Regions from separate parts of the Homo sapiens genome. Here region 2 is linked to region 1. A link is a contact called in ENCODE Hi-C or POLR2A ChIA-PET data. All regions are on one chromosome and are shown on one strand. The core of a region is the stretch at or near the end of the contact, and the rest is flanking DNA. Distances in the headings are between cores, read along the strand shown.

Evidence for each region. A loop is a pair of places that touch in the nucleus more often than their neighbours do. ChIA-PET counts read pairs that join two places held with the same protein, here RNA polymerase II (POLR2A). Pooled maps may share reads with other maps.
Region 2: a loop to region 1 is called in a map of cardiac septum, with 5 times the contacts of the local background. The contact joins the enhancer-like site here to the promoter of LINC02344 in region 1. A Hi-C loop is called at or near these places in 3 of 168 maps with a recorded cell type or tissue (CD14-positive monocyte, IMR-90 and cardiac septum) and 5 of 50 pooled maps. POLR2A ChIA-PET finds 5 or more read pairs at or near these places in 1 of 52 experiments (naive thymus-derived CD4-positive, alpha-beta T cell).

The regions. Positions count from the first base shown.
Region 1 is chr13:33,332,610-33,336,913 of GRCh38, forward strand. It overlaps LINC02344 (long intergenic non-protein coding RNA 2344), which reads right to left and starts at 2,657. Exons shown (of 2, transcript NR_146541.1): 1 at 2,396-2,657; 2 at 1,237-1,440. LOC124903152 (a long non-coding RNA gene) reads left to right here and starts at 2,845. Exons shown (of 4, transcript XR_007063752.1): 1 at 2,845-3,004. It also overlaps a transcript of STARD13 not described here.
Region 2 is chr13:33,728,008-33,732,080 of GRCh38, forward strand. No RefSeq gene overlaps it. Among named protein-coding and RNA genes, the nearest start is that of RFC3, 88 kb to the right of the region's middle. Within about 2 kb of position 2,789, at least 4 of the 41 ENCODE cell types and tissues checked have a DNase peak (open chromatin) inside an H3K27ac peak, as active enhancers do; they include CD14-positive monocyte, where a contact is called at or near this core.

The sequences.
Region 1 (4,304 bases), core at 1,407-3,906:
TGAGAAATACGTCTGCGGTTTAAGCCACCAGTCTATGATATTCTGTCAGAGCAGCCCACACCACCTGAGACACCTTTTCTGTTCATTGTATCCCAAATAGCACCCCCTTTCAGTCTCCAGCTTCTCTACATTTTTTGTTTTTTCTTCATAATATGCTAATTACAACACTTACATATAGTTATTATTGTTTCCACCACTTGAATAGAAGCTCAGTAAGGCTGCTGATTTTGTCAGTTGTGTTCAACACTGAATCCTCAGTGCTGTGAGTGTTTAGCATAGTAGGTCCTTAAGAAATATTTGTTGAATAAATTAAGTGAATGAGAACCTTGCAATCTTCGTAAAAATAAAATCATATAATTTGGGAAATTACTCAAGAAATTCATTTTTTTCTTAAACTCTATAATAATAATGATAATAATAATAATAATTTTAAGTGGCCAAAAGGGACATTTCCATTTTAAACAGATGACAAACATATTTTTAAATTTCAGCTATGCTGGCTGGGTACGGTGGCTCAAGCTTGTAATCCCAGCACTTTGGGAGGCCAAGATGGGCAGATCCTTTGAGGTCAGGAGTTCGAGACAAGCCTGGCCAACATGATGAAACCCCATCTCTACTAAAAATACAAAAATTAGCTGGGCTTGGTGGCGGGCACCAAATCCCAGCTACTCAGGAGGCTGAGGCATGACAATAGCTTGAACCTGGGAGGCGGAGGTTGCAGTGAGCCAAGATCATGCCACTGCACTCCAGCTTGGGCAACAGAGTGAGACTCAGCCTCAAAAAATAAAATAAAAAATAAATTTCAACTATGCCTTCTCCATTTCCCTCCTCCCTCCAACATGCAATAACAACAGCAGTATTAGGTTCCTTTAGCTGTAAAATGAAAATTTCCAATTGCACCTTAGAAGGAGGCTGGAGGGTAGGAGTTTATCTGGCACAAGTCTACAAAGCTGACAGGTGCACCAAACACCTGAGGTTGGGATCATGGCAGGACAGGTGGGGTTTGGGGTCATCAGAGGTAAACTGAGGAGGAACTCACTTAGGAGGGAGCAAGTCAATGCCTTTCATGTCCTTCAGTCTTTCCTTTAATCAGTCACTGAGTCAGTTAGGCTGCCAAGAAACACTTATGAAACATGGGAAAGGCTTTGCTCTTGAAGGTAAGTAAGGTACCATCTTTTCTCCTGAAAAGTTGGTACTCTAGAGACTAATTTCAGAAACAGGCATCTTGCTCAGGAATGAGTGGCCAAGTATGATTTCACTTATAATCACAAGAGTCAGTGTGACTTGAAGTTGGGCTGTAATCTCAAACTTGTCACTAAGGAGATAGGTGACCTGCAACAGGTGAATTTAACCTCTCTGAAGTTCCATCAGCTCTTCTAAAATGAATGACTTGGACAAGATCATCTATAAGACATCCATGTGCTCTAATACTTCATGACTCTGAAAAGAAAGAAGAGGTAAAAATACTGGCTGGAATTCCCTTGTCATATTAAAAAGCTTGAAGAAAAATAAGTCATATAATCTATCAACAATTCACCTTTTAGAAGTTTGCTAGGCACTGATTTGCAAGAGAAGTAAGAGAAGGCATCCATTCTTGTATTTCCTCAACAATTAGGTTATTTTACTATGTGGATTATACAGCAGAGGGTGAAAGACTTTTTTATTGCAAGACAAAGTTTCTCTATTCTACTACAAAAGAAATCTTGCTGGTGAGACAAGGACCAGATTGAAATACTCAGCAGAGTGGATGGAAAAGGGGGAAACTTGAAGCCAGATGAGACCCCAGTCTGCACTTCACTACCTGCACTGAACTTGGCCAAGCTCCTTCACTTACCTCATCTTTAAAGTAATGATCGGGACCTCAGTGTCATGGAAGGATGACATACGGAAAAACCCTTAATCAGGGCCTGACACACAGCGGACCCTTGTCAGGGCCGGTCCTCCTGCCCTCTCACCCCCAAGACATAAAAGGAGAGACCCTCAAGAGGTGGGAGTGGGCATCACTAGAATGGAATTGGCAAGGAAACCATGAAGGGCTTGAGCCAGCTCTTTAAAAGTGGGCAGGATCTAGGTAGGCAGAGAGAGAGATAAAGGTATCTGACCTGGAAAACATTCCATGGCATAAGCCATGAGCCTGAAATAGAGTTTAGAGCCATTTCCAATAACTGATGGAAGGACAGCGCCAGGCAGGCGGTAAACTAACACCTGGAAAGGTTGTTATGAAATAAATACACACACACTCCTACACCCCCCACCCCCCCGCAGCGCACACACACACCACACACTCACACATTTTAAAACACAGCCTGTATTTTAAAAAGCTTTTCTGGTAATTCCGATGCTCCGTGAGGTTTGGGTGTCACTGGCTGGATGGAGGAAACAGCAGCTGACTGACCTGGACAGGATAGAGCTCACACTGGGCAGCAGGAAAGTGACGGGAAAGGTCAGCACTGGAGTAGGAGCCTGGACTCAAATCCCCCCTGCCACGCCCCTGCCATGGAGCCCTGGGAAGCCACATGATGTTTCCTATCCTCATTTGTCTCATTAATGCAATAGAGATCACGGCACCAGCTTTGTCTCCTGTGAGGGACTTTTGTTACAATCTGTTGATTTTAAACCACTGTTATATTACATTCATAGACTAACACTTAGCTGTAATGCGCTAGAGAAAAAATCAGGATCACCATTAATCCCCATCATTATCATTGAGACTCTGGGATGCTGGAACGTCACAGCCAGCTCCCTCTGTGACACCCTGTGTGAGGCAACAGTGGGGCAGGACTCCGAAAATGGTTCCATGCTGTCACTACGACACCCATGAACTGTGATGCCTTCCTAAGTGCTAGACTGTGATTAGGGTGGAGGTCCTGCAGTCACTGGGGTCTCATAAGTCATGAGAGTCATGCTGCTCTCTCAAACCTACATAGCTACAAGTAGTGGGTATGTGCCTTGCACACGCCACTTAACCTCTCCCAGCCTTGGAGGTCTCTTCCGCCTAAAGTAGGTTAGTAACGGTAAGCATAGTCAACACGTACCATTATGTAGTCTGTGCCATACGCACAGCAAGCAACCAACGAGGTGTGTGGAGGCTGAAATTCAGCCCCAGCTACATTCGCCAAGCCTCACAACTACGGGGCTGCATTGTCACTGAAGAGGCAACTTTTTCTAATTCATCATCCCAGAGAGGACTGATGTGAATTTTCTAAATCACAGCAAGGTGCTGTTTGTGTTAACAGTGACCTTGGTAGTACCTGCTGAGAAGCCTGGGCATTAAGTACGAACATACACGGAGTCCTTAGCACAGTGCCAGGAATACAACAGAGTCCAATACTGGGTAGCTGTTAATGTTAAAATATTATTCATTCATTCATTCATTCATTCATTAATTCATTCACTCAGCAAGCATTCATTGTGCACCTCCTGTATACGAGCTACATGCTAGGGCAGCTGGCATGTCTGCAATGAATAAGACATTACCCTTTCCCTGGATGAGCTTGTGGTTTAAGGGTAAACAGAGACACAAGTAAATCATTATATTCAAGTATGGATACAGGAGGGCTTCTCCAGAGTGATCTTATAGCTTAAATTTCTGAATACTAATGACTGTGCTATTAAGGTTTAATTTATTTATACAAATTCAGCATTTCATATCTGGAAAGTAAAACTTGTTATAACTCTTTGATAAAGCTGCTTACACATCTTATACTTCCCTATGTTCAGATTAGACACACAAAACAGCGTAATCAAGCCACTGTTACAGGACCACCACCTGTGTCCACTTGGGTGCCAGGACCCTGCTGTCAAAGACAGGTCCACTTCCTTACAACATGGCCTAGAATTGGCTGATTATAAGCTGCCTGCTGGCCATGTTCGGTGGCTCACACCTGTAATCTCAACATTTGGGGAAGCCGAGGTGGAAGGATTGCTTGAGCCGGAGAGTTTGAGGCCAGCCCAGGCAACATGGCGAGACTCTGTCTCTTCAAAAAATTTTAAAAAATTAGCTGGGCATGGTAGCATGTATCTGTAGTCCCAGCTACTCAGGAGGCTGAAGTGGGAGGATGGCTTGAGCCACAGAAGTTGAGGTTTCAGTGAACCAAGATCACACCACTGCACTCCATCCTGGGTGACACAGCAAGACCCTGTATCAGAAAAAAAAAAAAAAAAATTCTCCTTACTTGTGTTCCTGTTCAGAACTACTCAAATATATTATTGGATGAAGTAGCCTAAGAACAAGTGAAAACGCATGGATGCACTCTTATTTTCAATTGTCCAGAAATATCAGGTTGGTGAAAAAGTAATTGTGG
Region 2 (4,073 bases), core at 1,539-4,038, 400 kb after region 1:
AATATGATAAGAGCCATGAAGGAAAACATTTAGTTGAAAGCACTGCAATACAAGTGAGTCCAATATATGTCAAGTACAACACAAAGCATCTTCTTTGCATGGGTTTTACTACTTTCTAGCACATTCTTGCAGTGTTCTTAGGTAGGCAGCAATGCTGTAAGACACAGTGAGGTGAAAATTAGGAGAAAGTAGTGACAGAATATTTTTCCTCTTAATGTAAATTGTGAAGGAAAAAAATTCCTCTACAAAAATTCCCGTAGTCTAAACTCCACATTTTCAAAAGTCCTTAGAGCCATGGCAAGTTTCCATGGAGCACAGATTGAACTCTCTCATGTAGAAGAATAACCTACTTGTTTTCAGGAGAAAGGCGGGAAAAGTGCCTGAAACCACACCCACTAATGACATCAACAATTTCCAGAAGGAAGGCTCGCCCATAAAAAGGGTGCCAGCTTGGCTGGACAGAGAAAGCATGATGGTGGCCCCACCCATGATGTCAGCCCTGGGCCCTGACCGTACAGAACCTTCACACTGGGTTTCTTAAGGACCAGTTGCCATCTTGTCTCCTCCCTCCCCACAGCCCAAACTCAAATGCTAACTTTGACCTTCCTTCCTGCCCCTGCTGTGTCAGTTGGCATGTCTCAGGACTGTAGCAAAAGAAAGCTGGATTTTTTCCAGGAATAGCTTCAGTCTTGCTCAGATGAAAGGCAGGATGCCAGGGCGAGGTGATTTTGTTATTAATCAACCTTGATTTGCAGAAGATGACACAGATGCCAGGTCTGTGCTTTAAGTATCCTTTCAGCAGTGCTGAAAGTCAAATATTATTCAGCTAGGTTCTAAGCAGGCAGTTTAAATCATGCTAAAGGCTGTGCCATTTCAGTGCTAGAAACAGGAACTGAAAACGAATAATGTGCTATTGGGAAACTGCGGTGAACTCTGTCATTTTGAACCCTGAGCACCTGTTTGTACTTGTAAAGCTGAGAGTTCATGTCGAGGGAACATGGAGCTATTGGAATATGGCAGGACTGAATCTGTCCAACTTGACTTCAAGGGCATTTAAGTGAAAATTTGCTTTAAACAGTCAATGCTGAGGAGAGAAGAGACTCTGGAAATCTATAATCTAATCCTTGGGGAGCATTTCTAGTTTAATAAGTGGTAGAACACATTGCCCATCTTAGACAATCACCCATAAAAAATGTCCTGACCAAAATCCTGCTAGGCTATGCAAGTACTCCTAGTACTGAATGTCGGCTCAGTGAGTGCACACTTTGACTTTATTAATGGTGAACCATTTATCTGGACCCATGATAAGAGTCAAGTCTACCCTTTCATAAATTGATTTTGTTTTGTTTTCTAATGAAAAGTTTTAAACAATCTATATAAATGGCATATTGTCTAAATTGTAAAGTGTCGAGATGACATTTCATTTGTTTTTTGTTCTATTGAGAAATGGAAAGGTTAAGGGCTTCGGTGTCAAATGGATCAAAATTCAGACTCCAGTTTAGATACTTATGAGCTGTGCAATTCTGAGCAGTTTGCCTAACCTCTTAAAACTTCAGTTTTCAGCCGGGAGCGGTGGCTCATGCCTGTAATCCTAGCACTTTGGGAGGCCGAGGCAGGTGGATCATGAGGTCAAGAGATTGAGACCATCCTGGCCAACATGGTGAAACCCCGTCTCTACTAAACATACAAAAATTAGCTGGGCGTGGTGGCAGGCGCCTGTAGTCCCAGCTACTTGGGAGGCTGAGGCAGGAGAATCACTTGAACCAGGGAGGCAGAGGTTGCAGTGGGCCGAGATTGTGCCACTGCACTCCAGCCTGGTGACAGAGTGAGACTCCGTCTCAAAAACAAAACAAAACAAAACAAAAACTTCAGTTTTCCTCATTTGTAAAATGGAATCATTATAACAATACCTTGCACGAGCTAAAAACTTTCCTGTCACATATGCTAGAGGCCTAGCCCAGAGTATCTAAGTGCTCCATAAATGGTGGAGAGCTGCCGAAGTAGTGGGAATGGAAGTAGCAAGAATGTTATGAACAGTATTTGTCTTTCTGAAAGAGACTGCTCTTGACAAAAAGAATCATATCATACACTTCAGTGGAATTTCTCAGCATTTCTAGCATGGGGTGCAGGCAACAATCAGTGCTAGCTGAAATGTACTGACATGAATGAGTTGGGCATCAGTACATTTTCCCAGCTAGGATAATGGAGCAGGGAGGCAAGGTCACCAACTATTTTCTAGAGAGAGACATGTTAACACACACAGAGTGCTTCACTAGAAACATAGAAATAAGAACTTCCTCTGTCACAAAGGGTGTGAGATACTTGAGGGTGAAGAGGGGAGCAGTGGGGGGTAGAAGGTGGGGAAGGAAATGATGCAGAACCATTACAACATGGGCCAAATAACAAGTGAGAGGGAACGAAAAGAAGGGAACTCATGCTTGCTGAGCATGATATGTCAGCACTTGACACAAAATCCTTACTCTACCCTGAAATTTAAGTCCTTTTAGCCTCAGAGAGCTTAAATAAACCTGCCCAAGGTCCCACAGCCAATAAATGGTAGAACTAAAAATTGTACTTAGGGCTCTCCACCTTCAAATGGGGGTTCACTCACAGCTGCATGCCGCCACCCTGCTGTATCACAGTGCTCAGGATTTTTATGCGATGCCAATTTCTCCTCCAGCTGCCTCCCTTTCCTCACCCTTCATATAGATGATGTATAATTTATCATTCAAACCAGGCGACGTTGGAGACTCGAAGAGGGAGCTGTTTCTCCAGGACAACAGGCCAAACCAGCACTGTCTTAGGCAACACTGGACAGTTACTCACTCCACTCAAAAGAGTTATCTACACTCTGAGCTTCCTCAGCCCTCAAGCACTAATAACTACACTTATGCTATTCACTCTCTAAATGCTCTGGCTAAGATCACTGAGGACCTCCATGTCCCTAAATCACAAAGATGTTTTTAGTCCTTTTTTATTTGACTTATTAGGCTATTCTTTTTTTCTTCTCCTCCTTCTTTGAGACCAAGTCTCACTCTATCGCCCAGGCTGGAGTGCAGTGGCGTGATCTCTGCTCATTACAACCTTCGCCTCCCAGGTTCGAGCGATTCTACTGCCTCAGCCTCCAGAGTAGCTGGGACTACAGGTGTGCACCACCATGCTCGGCTAATTTCTTTTGTACTTTTATTAGAGACGGGGTTTCATCATGTTGGCCAGGCTGGTCTTGAACTTCTGAGCTCAAGTGATCCACCTGCCTTGGCCTCCCAAAGTGCTGGGATTACAGGTGTGAGCCACCGCCCTGTGCTGACTTATTAGACTATTCTGATGACTTCCGTTGTTTGCTACTCTGCATCTCCTTGGCTTTTGGGATACAGTACCACACTAGTTATCCTTGAAAACTATTTCTAGTTCTTCTAACACATAATCTTCTACTCAACTTTTAAGTACTGGAGCCCCTTAAGGCTTGGCCAGAGACCCTCTTTATTGAAAAAAAATTATTTATTTCTATATGTTCTCACTAGGGAACCTCATCTCTCCTGATGGCTTCACATAAGGTCTTTAAATTAATTACCATAAAATTTGCATTCCCACTCCAGATCTTGGATCTGAGCCCCAGGCCAGTGCTTTACTCAACATCGCTGCTTGGATACTTCACAGGAATATCAATTTCACTAAGCCTAAAACTCATCTCCTCCTCCCATCCCCAGCAACTCCATTTTCTCCTAATGACCACTAGCACAGTAAATGGTGCTGCCCTCCACCCAAGTGTGTAGGTCAGAAACGTGAGAAACACGCTCACTCATCTAAACCCAAGGAATGGACTTAGAGATATAGAGAGTAGCAGAGACTTTTAATGATGGTCTTACAAGATCAGGTGTCTGATGGGCAGGCACACCCAGTACGGTTACAACAAGCAATTTATCCCCTAGTGCACAAGTCCCTTCCCCGTTCCTCACAGGCTGAGTACTATGGGGTTACAATCTTCCCGGACGTCGCCTATTGGTCATTGGGTTGGGGCTTTTAGGTGTTTTTTTTAGGGTTGTCTTGCTGCATTTTGTTGCAGCCCATAATGC